Linked DNA regions of Homo sapiens: regions 1, 3 and 4 are each linked to region 2. A link is a contact called in ENCODE Hi-C or POLR2A ChIA-PET data. All regions are on one chromosome and are shown on one strand. Each heading gives the region's core, a stretch centred on a gene start or an enhancer-like site at or near the end of the contact. The rest is flanking DNA. Distances are from core to core; before and after follow the strand shown.

Evidence for each region. A loop is a pair of places that touch in the nucleus more often than their neighbours do. ChIA-PET counts read pairs that join two places held with the same protein, here RNA polymerase II (POLR2A). Pooled maps may share reads with other maps.
Region 1: a loop to region 2 is called in a map of endothelial cell of umbilical vein, with 2.2 times the contacts of the local background. The contact joins the enhancer-like site here to the promoter of CCDC122 in region 2. A Hi-C loop is called at or near these places in 3 of 168 maps with a recorded cell type or tissue (IMR-90, endothelial cell of umbilical vein and naive thymus-derived CD4-positive, alpha-beta T cell) and 7 of 50 pooled maps.
Region 3: a loop to region 2 is called in a map of PC-3, with 5 times the contacts of the local background. The contact joins the enhancer-like site here to the promoter of CCDC122 in region 2. A Hi-C loop is called at or near these places in 2 of 168 maps with a recorded cell type or tissue (IMR-90 and PC-3) and 1 of 50 pooled maps. POLR2A ChIA-PET finds 5 or more read pairs at or near these places in 1 of 52 experiments (AG04450).
Region 4: a loop to region 2 is called in a map of OCI-LY7, with 5 times the contacts of the local background. The contact joins the enhancer-like site here to the promoter of CCDC122 in region 2. A Hi-C loop is called at or near these places in 1 of 168 maps with a recorded cell type or tissue (OCI-LY7) and 4 of 50 pooled maps.

What each region holds. Positions count from the first base shown.
Region 1 is chr13:43,362,998-43,366,216 of GRCh38, reverse strand. All of the region lies in intron 5 of ENOX1 (ecto-NOX disulfide-thiol exchanger 1), which reads left to right. Among named protein-coding and RNA genes, the nearest start is that of ENOX1-AS2, 84 kb to the left of the region's middle. Within about 2 kb of position 1,821, at least 9 of the 41 ENCODE cell types and tissues checked have a DNase peak (open chromatin) inside an H3K27ac peak, as active enhancers do; they include IMR-90 and endothelial cell of umbilical vein, where a contact is called at or near this core.
Region 2 is chr13:43,878,178-43,881,179 of GRCh38, reverse strand. It overlaps CCDC122 (coiled-coil domain containing 122), which reads left to right and starts at 1,440. Exons shown (of 7, transcript NM_144974.5): 1 at 1,440-1,549. LACC1 (laccase domain containing 1) reads right to left here and starts at 1,276. Exons shown (of 7, transcript NM_153218.4): 1 at 1,061-1,276; 2 at 1-228. The coding sequence starts at 194. RefSeq lists a silencer at 1,389-1,538.
Region 3 is chr13:43,268,055-43,271,041 of GRCh38, reverse strand. ENOX1 (ecto-NOX disulfide-thiol exchanger 1) reads left to right here. Exons shown (of 17, transcript NM_001347969.2): 13 at 1,465-1,572. Among named protein-coding and RNA genes, the nearest start is that of LINC00400, 160 kb to the right of the region's middle. RefSeq lists an enhancer at 371-872. Within about 2 kb of position 1,686, at least 8 of the 41 ENCODE cell types and tissues checked have a DNase peak (open chromatin) inside an H3K27ac peak, as active enhancers do; they include PC-3, where a contact is called at or near this core.
Region 4 is chr13:43,243,742-43,246,890 of GRCh38, reverse strand. The region is part of intron 14 of ENOX1 (ecto-NOX disulfide-thiol exchanger 1); the gene reads left to right. Among named protein-coding and RNA genes, the nearest start is that of LINC00400, 130 kb to the right of the region's middle. Within about 2 kb of position 1,375, at least 3 of the 41 ENCODE cell types and tissues checked have a DNase peak (open chromatin) inside an H3K27ac peak, as active enhancers do.

The DNA.
Region 1 (3,219 bases), core at 572-3,071, 520 kb after region 2:
GTTCACTTTTCCTCTGCTGTTCACAAAACAGTTTTTTAAGAATGCTTGAAAAAAGAAAACATGGAATGAAAAAGAGCATTACTTTAATAGTTTACAAATTCAATGACATTATAGAACAACAAGACTTGTCAATTGCAATAGGAGACTTCTGAAAAAGTTTCTCCACTGGAAACTTCTGGTAAACAGAATGTCTTCAGGTATCACGTGGCTTCTCTGCAGAGTGATGATAGGTCAGTAATTTTAACCCAGTAATTCTGGAAAAAGAAGCAGCACAATTGCATGTTTGTTAGAGCCCTTCCAGCCTGTCTCTGTGCCCTGCACAAGTCCTGGGACCTGGCCCCACACACTTACTCTGTCCCTGGACTTGAGGGTCCATCTGGCGTCAGGCGGGAGGAAGGGGGCTCTGGAGCCCTGCATTCTAAGACTCAGCATCCAAGCAGGCTTTATGCTGGTCAGGCTGTGACCTGTGCTCCGTATCTGATAACTGAGGGGTCTATCTCCTTCCCCAAACCCCAGGCTTCTATTTTGTTGTCTGAATCCTGTCTTGCTTCTCCTGCCTGAATCCTGGCTTAGGTAACCTGCCAATTGGCCTAGTATTTCTCAACTTATGACTCCATGATGTTCCTGCAAACTTTATTTCCCCTGGGCTGGGTCTGAACCCTGGACCAGGGGGTGCAGGCCCTGTGACCTGTAGACAGAGTCCTCTGGGCAGCTGCCCCACCTGGACCTGTGTTTTATCTGCGCTAATAATCTCTGTGTTCAGCCACTTTGTCAGGACACCCTCAGCCCAGGACTACACCTGTAATGCAGCCATTTAGCCTGATTACTGCCTCTTTCTCTTATTATTTTCTTAAAACGCTATGTTCTTCCTTCCAGACCAGACTTGTTCCTAGTACTGACAACTTCTCTCTGTCCCTCCTCCCTGCCCACACCTAACCTAGTTAGTATGCCCAGCCTTGCCTGGCAAGAGGCCTCAACTGCCTTTCTTTCAAATGAAATCTAGTTCTCATCTCAAATATGAGACTCTTAACTGAGGCATTGACTAGAAAGGGCAGAAAAGGAGCAAGGCATGGCTAGCGGGCAGCAGACAAAGAGAGAAGAAGTGAGGAAGGGCGGCCCAGGCACCGGAGCCCTGGCCTGGCAGGGTGCATCTCTGACTCTGAGTTCCAGGGAGAGCAAAGTTGAAATTCACTAGCTTGAACAGCAGGGTCTCTCTGATCTGATCTAATTCCTGCAGTCTCTCCAGACATTGTGGCCACACTGCCAGATGCACACCATGAAAGAGCCATGAAAAATTGTTTGGAATTCCCCAGGCCTACCAGGCTCTCTCCCAGCAATTCCCTTCCTGGACTCTCTCTGTGTCCTCTGAGCCTCAGCTCATGTGTCCCGACTCTTTTGCTGAGTTTGGTTCCCATCCTTTATCCTCTCCTCAAACTCAAGTGGGGAACTTACTACTGTTACCTCTGTAACTCCAGATCCTGGCAGTCATACGTGCCCAGGAAATGCTGAATGGATCTTTAATTCAAATGAATGAGTGCTTTAATTAATTCAACTGCCATGCCTCTAAAATCCTGAACACAAAGCCCCAACCTGCCTTCTGAAAAATGCTCATCCAATTGATAAAACACTGGCCTGTGAATCAGTAAACAGGATTTTTTTTTGTTTGTTTTCATCTCGTCCAACTGGGAACAGACAACCAAAAAGAAACCTTTGCCGAGCCTTGGCTGTGGCCAGTCTCTGCTTGGAGCCGGCAACACAGAGAGGAGCCAGACAGGGCCACGGTCTGTGATGAATAACCCTTCCTTCCTGTCATTTCAGTACAGTTGTGATAAAGTTCTACTGTATACGTAATTGGATTCTTTCTTGCTGTGATTTAAGCAGTCCTCCTCTTTGCGCTGAGTAGAATTACAACTCATTATCTCTGAAGCTCACAGGGGCAGCTTTTCCTAACAGGGCATGGAACTGATTCTTCGGGTTGCGCTGCCTTCTCCCCTTTGTCTTCCTGTGTTTGTGTCTTCCTCGATTTTCAGTTTGTGCGTTTGCTTTAATGAGCGAGTACATCATATGCTCCTGTGCTGTTAGAGAAAACAATTTCCATCTTTACATATATTGTTAAAAAAGTAATGGGTTCTTTTTTTTTCTTAAAGTCTAATCCTTCCTTACTTTCTCCTCTCAAATACTGAATCTCCAATCCTTTCAGGTCCAACATAATTTACGTGTTAATTCCTTTCTAAGCTCTTTTCAAGCTACTGCACTTGCCATGCAGATTTCATTAAACCTCATAGTCTCCTCATACTGATGTCTCAGAAAAAAGCAAAGCAACTCTTGCTGTATATTAAAATACGTTGTACAAGAGTGGTATCTTCTGTCCCCATTTCTGGACATATATTTATTTACTTAGCCTTCAGAAAGAAAACAGAAGTCTGTTAACAACTAAAGAGAATGCAAGCACTGGGCTTCTCTTCTCATTTGTGGGAAACATCTGCTGATTATAATTCACAGGGCTCTCATTTCAGGGTTTGCAGTCCTGAGTGGTTTCAGCCTTAAATCATCCTGTGTTGGCAAATAATAGCGAGGGCCAGGCCAGGAAAAAAACAGATGAAGCCGATGTACGGAATGAGATTAAATAAAAGCACAAGCATGCCAATATTCCCATTGCCAATATTTCTTTTTCTAATATATTCACCTTGGAGGCCAATATGTTATTTTAATGATGATGATGTTGAAAACCATTCTGTTCTGGAACTTCTTTAGAATTGATCGGCAGGACCCATCTTGATTTTTTTAAGGGTAAAGTACATTTTAAGAAGTAGTGGCATGTATTAGATGAGTAATCATGTTGGGTCATTCTAGATGGAAACTTTGAAATAGTCACATTTAATACATGTTTAAATACTGAGGCAAAGACCTGGGCCCTCATTCTGACTCTGCCATCTGTTTGATTTGGAATGTTAGAAGTTTTACTTAAGTACTTTAAGCCTTACTTTCTTTTCTGTAAAATGGAAATCATACTTGTGAAACTTTCTGATGATTGACAGAATAAACAGAGTCATCTCTGTCACTTATAAAACTTTAAGTCTTTTGTGTGTCAGTTTGTACTGAGCAACATCAGCATGGAATCCTGGAGTCTTGGAATTCTAGCACTCCAAGAGATAATCCAGTCAAACAGTACCATATTACAGATGAAGAAACTGAGAGCCATAATTGTAGAGGAAGTAC
Region 2 (3,002 bases), core at 191-2,690:
GTTTCTATTTCACAATTATCTTGTTCTCCATCCCTTTCATAGCTGATGTTACTGCAACACATTATACAGAGAAACTTGGCCTTGGCAGCATGGTGGTATTGGACAGCATTCAAAGTCTTCAGTAATGTCTGATGGCAGTTTTTTTGAGAGTTCAATTTCAAACCAAAAAGATCAATCAAAACAGCTTCTGCCATCCTTGAAAGAATACTTTTATGCCAAATAAATCACCTGCAAATAAAAATTAGTGTAAGAATATAAGATTATATAAATCTTATAGTTACAACAGAAATTTGTGGTAGATTAAAAACGAAGTAATTACACTGATTTTAAAATGTAACTAAAATAGTAAATCTAGGCCCCTCCCAGAAAAGCCAGTCTACTCTGTCACAACAGAACCATGACAGTGAAAGCAAAGCCATCTTTTAATTCGTTTTGTGAAAATGCTGGTACATCTTTCCAGCAGCACGACAGTTCCTCTGTTTTGTTTACACAGAACTTTTGAGTAAGGAATTACTTGTGGAGTTTAGACAAAGTCCTGTTTTTAAATTGCAGAGTGTCAACCTGTGTGATATATCATTAGTCCTGACATGATTGTCATATTAGGTCTCATCCTTTCATATGCGGGGGCTTAAGTTTACGAAGCTAAATGGAGCTGCACGCGAAATTCGCGTTTTAAGATGATAAAAGCTGAGATGGCTAATAGAGTTCCCTTCAGGATTTGCGCAGTACTCCACACTTAGCAATGACCACAAAAGCTATAGTGATTTGGATGAGACAGGCTTCCTCTCAACTTTCTTAATTCATTCTCCCCGTGCAGCTTTGCTCACCTCCAGCCCAGCCCTCCCACCCCAACCTGCGGGGCTCCGGTGACCCCCTTTGGTGACGCCCTTTGCCCCAAGAAGGTTTTCTCCTGCCGCTTCCCCTAACCTTTGCTCCCCATCTCTCGGGGCTCCCTCTGAGGTTCATTTAGCCAGTTTTGAGTGGGTGACCGTCCCCCCTTCCCTGTTCATTGTGAATTTCCGCCCAACGTGTGTCGCCGCCAGGTCCCTGTTCCTCCTACCCGCCTCGGCTCACGGGGCGCAGGCTGTGGCTCTGCACCTGCCCGGGCACCTCCACCGGCGGCTCACAGCCCATTCGGGACTTCCTGTCGGACAACGCACACCAGAGGCGATTCGGTCCTCGCCTTCCCGCTCTTCACCTTCGGTTGCACACCGGTCTACGGCGACCTCTGTGACAATTTGCCGCCCCGTCCCTCGTCCTGAGCCTCAACGAAATTGGGCAGCCGCGAGCGGGTCAGCTGGAGTCGTAAGCTCGGCCCAGCGCGACGACACCCGCCCCGCCTCACCTCGCCCACCTCGCCCACCTCGCCCCGCCTCGCCTCGCCCCGCCTCGCCCCGCCTCACCTCGCCCCCCTCGCCCACCTCGCCCCGCCTCACCTCACCTACCTCGCCGCGGCCGCACAGATTCCCCGCCTGATACCGTCCCAGGATCCCAGGGGAAACCTGACGGCCAGGTTCCCTCGTGCCAGCTGCCGGGAGGCGGGAGGGAGGTAGGCCAGGGCCGCCTGGCGTGCTTGGTGCGAACGCGGCGGGCCCAGCGCGAGAGCTGGGGAATCCCGGGATGAGCCAAGCGCCGCGAGCCCGCTGCTGCCTCAGCAGTTCCGGGTCTGGGCGGTCCGCGGAGTCGGCATCCCGCAGCCCCGGCGGCGTTAGAGGAACAGGAACCAGAGCCGCGCGAGGGCTCTCGCCCGGGAGCCAGGCGGGTTAGCGGGCAGGAGTGGGCAGGCCGAGTCCGGAAAGGGTCGCGAGGAGGCAGCTAGGGGCCCCTTGAGGAGGGATAGGGCGGCGGAACGACGGGCCCTGGGAGCGGGCGCAGGGCGGCAGGAGCTGCAGGTCTCCAGAGGGCACGGGGCGGGGAACTAGGGGCCCGGTTAGAAAGCCGGGCGGCGGGAACGGCGGGCACCGTGAGGGGGCGGCGGGAATGGTGGGTCGCGTGAGGCCGGGCTGCTGGAGCGACCTCGGGACTAAACCGCAGTCTCCCTTCTGCTAATGGAAGCCGTTTCCCAAGCGAGCTGAAGTCCGCGTTTCCGGTCTCTGAGGGACGCCTCGCTGACCCAGCAGTGTGGTCAGGACGCTGGGTTTCCTCACCGCAGCCCAGGGCCAGTCCCTTGTCATGCTAGCTCTTGGCAGCTTTTCCCATGCAGGGCTCAAGTCAGGGGCCCCCTCGAGATGTTTTAGTGTTTTTTTGTTGTTCATTTGTTTCCAGAAACAAGCTGTTGTCTCTCCTCCAATGTCTTTGTGCTGATTCTTGCTGACCAACACTCTTCCGAGCGCCTTCACTTGTGTTGACAACACGGATGTCCTCTATGGCCTTTTAAAATATGTGCCACTAGCAGGACTTAAGTAAAAGGCGCTCATCCCTAAAATCATGATAAAGGTGCAGTTTAGCATCCCTGATCTGTCCTCCAAGAATATAACGTTCATTTATTTGAAAATAGCAGTTAGGACATGGAAGGCCAGTGTATGGTAAAGGGAAAAAATATCCGACCTTCCAAGAGTAAGAGAAATGGTGCTTCCTGGGGAACTGGTTATGATGGAAGGAGAGGTCCCTTTTATCTTCATTGTTGCTCATTTGGTAGGCGCTAAAGAACCTTTGTCTCATAATCTCAGATAGCTGGGAATTTGGAAGAGCCCTCTGGGGTAGGCATGTTCTTGTGCTTGACTAGAGACTGGGAGCACTAACCCAGAATGGAAACCCACCCTTCAATAACCCTAGCACCAGTTATGTCAAAATTCATGTTTTCTTTGGTCATTTGTTAAAGAGCCCCGAGCGGTAGATGGTACACCCAATCAGAAGGTGCACTCTGCCCTGAGTTTGTTTATGTTAAATATCATTAGATTGGTGCAAAGGTAATTGCGGTTTTTGCCATTGACAAAGACCACAATTACTTTTGCACCAGCTTAATACCTCAAGCAAAACAGAGGTCTTTTAGTTACAAAGGT
Region 3 (2,987 bases), core at 437-2,936, 610 kb after region 2:
GGAACTGTTCTAGGGCCAGTCAGGAATGTGAATGAAGGAACAGAGCCATTCCCCACGGTCTGGACACAATGTAGGTGCTTGTCACTGTGCCAAAGTGCAAAATGGGCTCCTTGGTTTCTGTACTTTAATCAATGATGCACAATTAAATCCCACAAATTGTTAAGTGAGCGCATATGGAATGTGTACATTACCTCACATGTGATTGATTATTCCATGGGCAGGTGGTGAAATAGGACACACTGAGCTTTTAGAAAATTGCAAGAAATCACTGTTTATGCTACAGGACCAAAGTAGGTTCTTACATTTATACCCAGTGCCACAGTAGTTAGCAGAACAAGCAAGTCCCAGGGAAAGCACAGTGTGTTTTTCTGAGTACTTCCTACCCTGCAAAATCCCCCCAAACCAGTAGATTTGGAGATTTAATTTAATCCTTCCAGTTGGTAGGTTTAAGCCTGAGAAATCCAGTGCCAGTGTTTCTCCAGGCTTTGATGGTTAGGAACTGGCCAGGCAGCTCTGCAGCCAGCTTGTCAAGGCCCTGAAGAAGTAGCCTGGCTATTGGAGACAGGTCTCTTCATAGCAGGAATCCACTAACATTTCCAGATCATTAGTACAGCAATTGTTATGTACAGTAGCAGAAGAAATGCACTCTGTCTTTTCGAACCAGTCCTTTGTTGTCAAGAAGCTCTGAATAGTCAGAGCTGTTTCCAGGGCCTTTTTGCAGCTCTTGAATGTATTCTCCAGCCTATGTATATATTAACATATCACCATGTCCCAAAGAATTCGCACTGCGCAGCGCTGTGCTTTTGGCAGACAAGGAAAGCCTTCACATGAGTTACAGTTGATAGGGCAAGGGAAGCTCAGGGCTTACAAAAATCCATACAGTGGCCCTGCTTAAAAATAGCAGTGTAGGCCATAGCTTGATGTTTTGACAGTTTATATCAGCAGTTTTCTCAGCTGATATATTGATTGCAGTTTGGACTTCAGTCCTACTGATCTAATAAAACATCACCATCATAACAGAGAAAGTAAAAGGATCTTTTGTGGTCCCAGCCACTTGGCAAAGTAGCTTTATAGAGTTACTGTAAAGCTAGCTTTACTGTAATATGTGAAATGAAGCAACGTTGGACAAGTTGACTATATTATAATTTTTTCATCTATGAATGTAATGTATTAGCACTATCCTATATAGTTTTACAAATAGGCATTTGCTCAAAGGAATATAATGATGCCTTCACAAATATGAAAACAAGTTTTGTGCATCAGTATCACAAACAACCTAAAGTGTGTCAAAACTGCAATGCCCTTGATACTTAGTGCGGAAAACACACAAGGTCAACTGAGGTCTGAATTAAGCTTCAAGACTTGTAAACATCTTCTACTCATAATTTTGAATGGGTATTGTGGATATTTTTAAATCACCTGACCTTCAATCCTACTTATGCTAAATATCCTTTAATTTCACAGCAATTGCTAACCATCCAGGAGGAGTTAAACAACAAAAAGTCAGAATTGGAACAAGCAAAGGAAGAGCAGTCCCATACACAAGCGTTACTAAAAGTCCTGCAGGAACAAGTAAGTGAATGAAACAGCTCTGATTTATGAATCAGTCCAAACACCCCATTGCATACCTCCCTTGTGCGTCACCCGTGCAAACATTTACTGAAAGTAATCTGCAGTACAATTAGTCTGAACCCTGTCAAACTTCCTAGCAGCTTTGCTATGCGGAATTTATAACCTCATTCCCAGCATCGCTATCCTCACTCCTGTACTTGTTTAGATTGCCCAAGCCTGCCAGTGTTGTGTGAAAGTTTCTTCCAGAAGACAATCAAATTTCGATAAAGTTTCAAAATACTGGCAATGAGGTATGTTTCAAAGTAAGCAGCTGGTTTCCTCTTAAGTCTAACAGTGAGGAAAATGAGTTCAGCATAACCCATGAGACTCCTGCAGACACATGAACAAGGACTGATTCATAGCAACATTTAAAAAGTATCTTCCCTGTGCATCAGGGTACTTATCTAACCATGGTGAGCAACAGACCTTTTATATGAAGTTTGTAAACCTGATCATTTCATTCTGGCTTTCTTTGATACAAAAGTGTGGCCTGACATTGATAAGTGGATTGGAAAGTATTGTCTTACAGCAGGGTAAGATGGAACACTCGGCAGGCAGCAGAGTGAAATCTAAGCCCACTATCTACATGAGAGGAGCCAGGAGAGCTCTTGAAATGCCTTCCTATTTCTGGCCTTCACTTGCTGCCAACAATGTATGAATGGTAATTTGAAGGAAAAAGTTGCATACAGTTACCCCAACCCTCTGTGAGTAATCAAATGCAGATTGTTTTAAATTTTTCATACACATAATCGTTTTATATTGTATAAATAACCTTACACTGTATACATAACTTCAAAGGTGACATTTGAGAAAATATAAAGTCAGCTCTGTGTCACTTTATGAGTGATTTTTTTTTAATGGTTTGGGGTCCAGAAAATATCTTTTTAGTTATTTTCTCCCAAAGGTATGAGTGATTTGTGAGAGAAAAGTACAGATATTAGTTTATAAACCTTTATAGCTTTGGAAGAAAATGCTTTATAAAACTAATAATTATCTTTATATGATGAATATAGATTCAGTAACTTGTACTGAGGCTGACTCTGTATGATTTCAGATATAGTAGATTGAAATGAAAAATCTAGTTGACTGAATTCACAATGACCTGCAGTTGAGGAGACCTGAAATCACTGTGCTTTCCACTGTTATATTATGAAAAGACTCCCAGCAAAGTGGAACTGAGTTGGTCCAAATTTGCTCCAAATCAACCAGATATAGCTCTGAGCTTTTGTTGTTTTCTGCTCTCTCACCCCGATTTTTTTTCTTTTAGATAGCTTTGACTAGAGTGGGGAGGGGTGAATTTCTCTTTTCTCTAAATGACTCAAATCCTTTATTTTGAAGTCCAAACCCTAGTCATAAAAATAGATTCTGAGTTTTGC
Region 4 (3,149 bases), core at 126-2,625, 630 kb after region 2:
TTCCATTCCTTCCGAATGGCTTCTCTATCCACCTTTTCTTTCTCTTCCTGTCACCTCTGTGGTTCCACCTTATTGCCACATCCTTGGGGTGTGGCTGGAGAAGCACCTGGGGCCTCCTTGCCTGAGCCTCTCCACCTGCCCAGCCAATCCTGCATGTGGCCCAACCACAGTCTTTTGGAGTGCTCCTCTGACCTTGGCCTTCCCCTACCCACATCCTTCAAATCAAGAGAGCATGTGTCCCACCTCTTCTTCTTCATTGGCCCCAGCACTCTGCCTTTGAAATCCCTCCCTGTTGCAGACTGTGGTTAAAAGTCACACTAAAGAAGTCCGTCACCCGCAAACAGCAGCAGCCAGCCAGCCCCCTCAGTCCCTGCTAATGCTGCTCCTCAGCCAGCCCGTGGGTGGCTTCCTCCCTGCTCCCCTTTCCTTTCATGTTTATGCAAGAACCACAGCTCACCAGGCCTGCCTGGAGCCTGGCTGGCTCCTGAGTGAGCTAGGACTATAGGCAGCCCTCAGGAGGGATTTGGTCACAGAGCGCCACAGGCACTCAATATCCACGCAACCGGCAACCTAGTGTAGTGGTTAGGACTCTGGAGCAAGACAGCATTGGTTCAGATCCTGAGTCTGCTTCTTACTAGTTTTGTGACCTTGGGCAAGTCATTAGCCTCATTATTCTTCATTTTCTTAACCTGTAAATTAAGAATGTAATAGCCTGACTTCGAAGAGCACTTATGACAATTGAGTTTATATTTGTCAAGTGCTTATAACACTTCCTGCATATAGTAAGTACTGTACAGATGTTTGTTAAATAAATATAACCAAAGATGACCTAGAAAGAAGGCCACCAGGATAAATGCTGTATCTGGATATCTCTGGCAGTAAACTACACTGAGTTTTTATCTTTCTTTAAAGGGTCCTTCGTGTGAGCCGTAACTAGTTCTCGCCTATTTTAATCTTTGCAATTGGAAATCTTAGAAAACACGGTTCTTGGAGTTGTCTAAAGACATAATGTATGTGCTTCCGATCCGGCAATTGAACCCCAATAAGGTGGAACATCTCAGAATGTAAAATATGGTCACATCATGATGAATCACTGCATCTTGGAGCCCCACACATCTGCTTTCAGATTATCTCTCTGATGCTGAAAACTATTGGGCCTCTGAGGCTCCCCTTATACAGACCTTGACCATCAAAGGCTGCTGGGAAAGGGCAGAGGTGGTGAGAGCCCACGACCCTCGGGATGGGCAGTGCCAAGATTTCACAACTGATTAGATCAGCAAGGCCTTGGGATTGCTGCCCCACAGGAAATTCCTGCGATCCTGCTCACTATTGGGGGATGGATGCATTCTTATGTTCCCATAAGAAACCATAAAAAATTCTAAAGCTTAGTCACTCATGCTCATCAATCCTTTCCTCATCCATTTGGTTTTTTATTGTTTTTCTCACTCTGCTTCCTCTTTCCTCTCTAATTCTTACTGGCATCAGAAATAAAGGATAAGTTTATATGGTCTGTACCAAGCTGGCTACCTGAATCTGAAGGGAAGGTCCAAGTCAGGGAAAAGGGCACAGAGCAGGCATGGAATCAGGGAGCAGGAAGACACTGTGGAGGTCATCCACTTCAATCCTGTCTTTGTACAAACAGCAAAAATGAAACAAAGAAACACAGCAGGCCAGCGGCAAATAGAACCAGTGTCTTCTATGTCCAAATCATCATGTTTTCAATATTCCAGGCCATTGTTTGAGGCTCATTCTTTCATTTATCAGCCACTGGGCACCTGCTATGTGCCCATAAAGGAAAGTGTGAAGGGATATCTCCATTCTCCATCCTCCCCCAACCACAGTTCTAATCATATAAGGAATAATTTGAAGGTTATTGGCAACTGGCACATCATTTGATGGATTGCTTTTGAAACTTTGCAAAATGTGAGTAAAGGATAAGAATGTAGCTGATACACATCTTGACAATTATCTATAGGGCCCCCGATTTCATGAAGTGTGATGTTTAAGAGTAGGGCCTATGAGCAATTAGCAGAACTGAGCCAACAGCACAAGAAGGCCATGGAACAAGCAGGCAGGGAAGGAAAACGAGCCTTGTGGTATGCTGCTGGCAGAGTCCGGGGTGACATGGAGAATCTTTACCACATAGATCTTGTCGACTGTCCCACTCATCTTGCACTAGCAGCTATGGAGGCCGCCAGCCCTTGGAGGGTCATAGGGGAAGTCACATGGCGGTGGTTTCTCTATTTAGGGTGTGGGTGATGTCACTCAGTATGTTACTTAATTAAGTATTCAGCAACTGGCTGTCCTTACCTATAGCTCTTCAAAACAACAACTGTATATCATTGGTTTCTTTTTCTTTCTTTACTTATAAGGATAATAACAACAACACTGACAGAAAAATAGAGAAAATAGAAAATATCCACTATTTTTGAATACAACCACAGTTATTTTTGCATAAATATTTTTATATAATTGTAGTCAAAGTCTTATACAGAATTGTTGCATGGATTCAGTACCCCAAGTATATATTAACACTTGTTCCATATCCAATCAATCCTGTGAATCATAAAAGTGAGTAATGGTTGTAATAATCATGCCACAATCTATTCCTAGAAATTTATAGTTTTTGAAAGCGCTGTCTCACTTATATTTGGTCCTCACAGCAACCATGGGGAAGAGGCACATGGTATTATCCATGTTTTTCATTAAAGAAAGTTAAGGCTTAGAGAAATGCCCTGCCTAAAGTTATCTAGTATGTAAATAATGTGACAGATTTAGAACACAGCTTCCATTCGGCCATTCTGCCTCACTTGCTTAGATGTGATTACTGTCTAAAGAAGGCAGTGGTTTTGTGGAGGAAACAAATAGGTGAAATGTGATGTATAAGTGATGAACTGCCATATAAGTGGCGTAGGAAATGTGTGCAGATAAGGAAGCCTTGCAAGTGGCCTGAAACAGATGCCTCTGGGAGATACAGGACTTGTGCTGTGTGTAAAATGTAAGTAGGAAGTGGCAAGGCAAGGAGGAGAGAGCTTTCCAAGAGCATTTCTGGACATAGCATAGAAAGAAGATATGCTAGTTTGATAGGAGTAAGCCCAAAATGCCAAGCAGCAGCATCTGACTTTTTCCTGTAGGTTATCAGAAAGCAT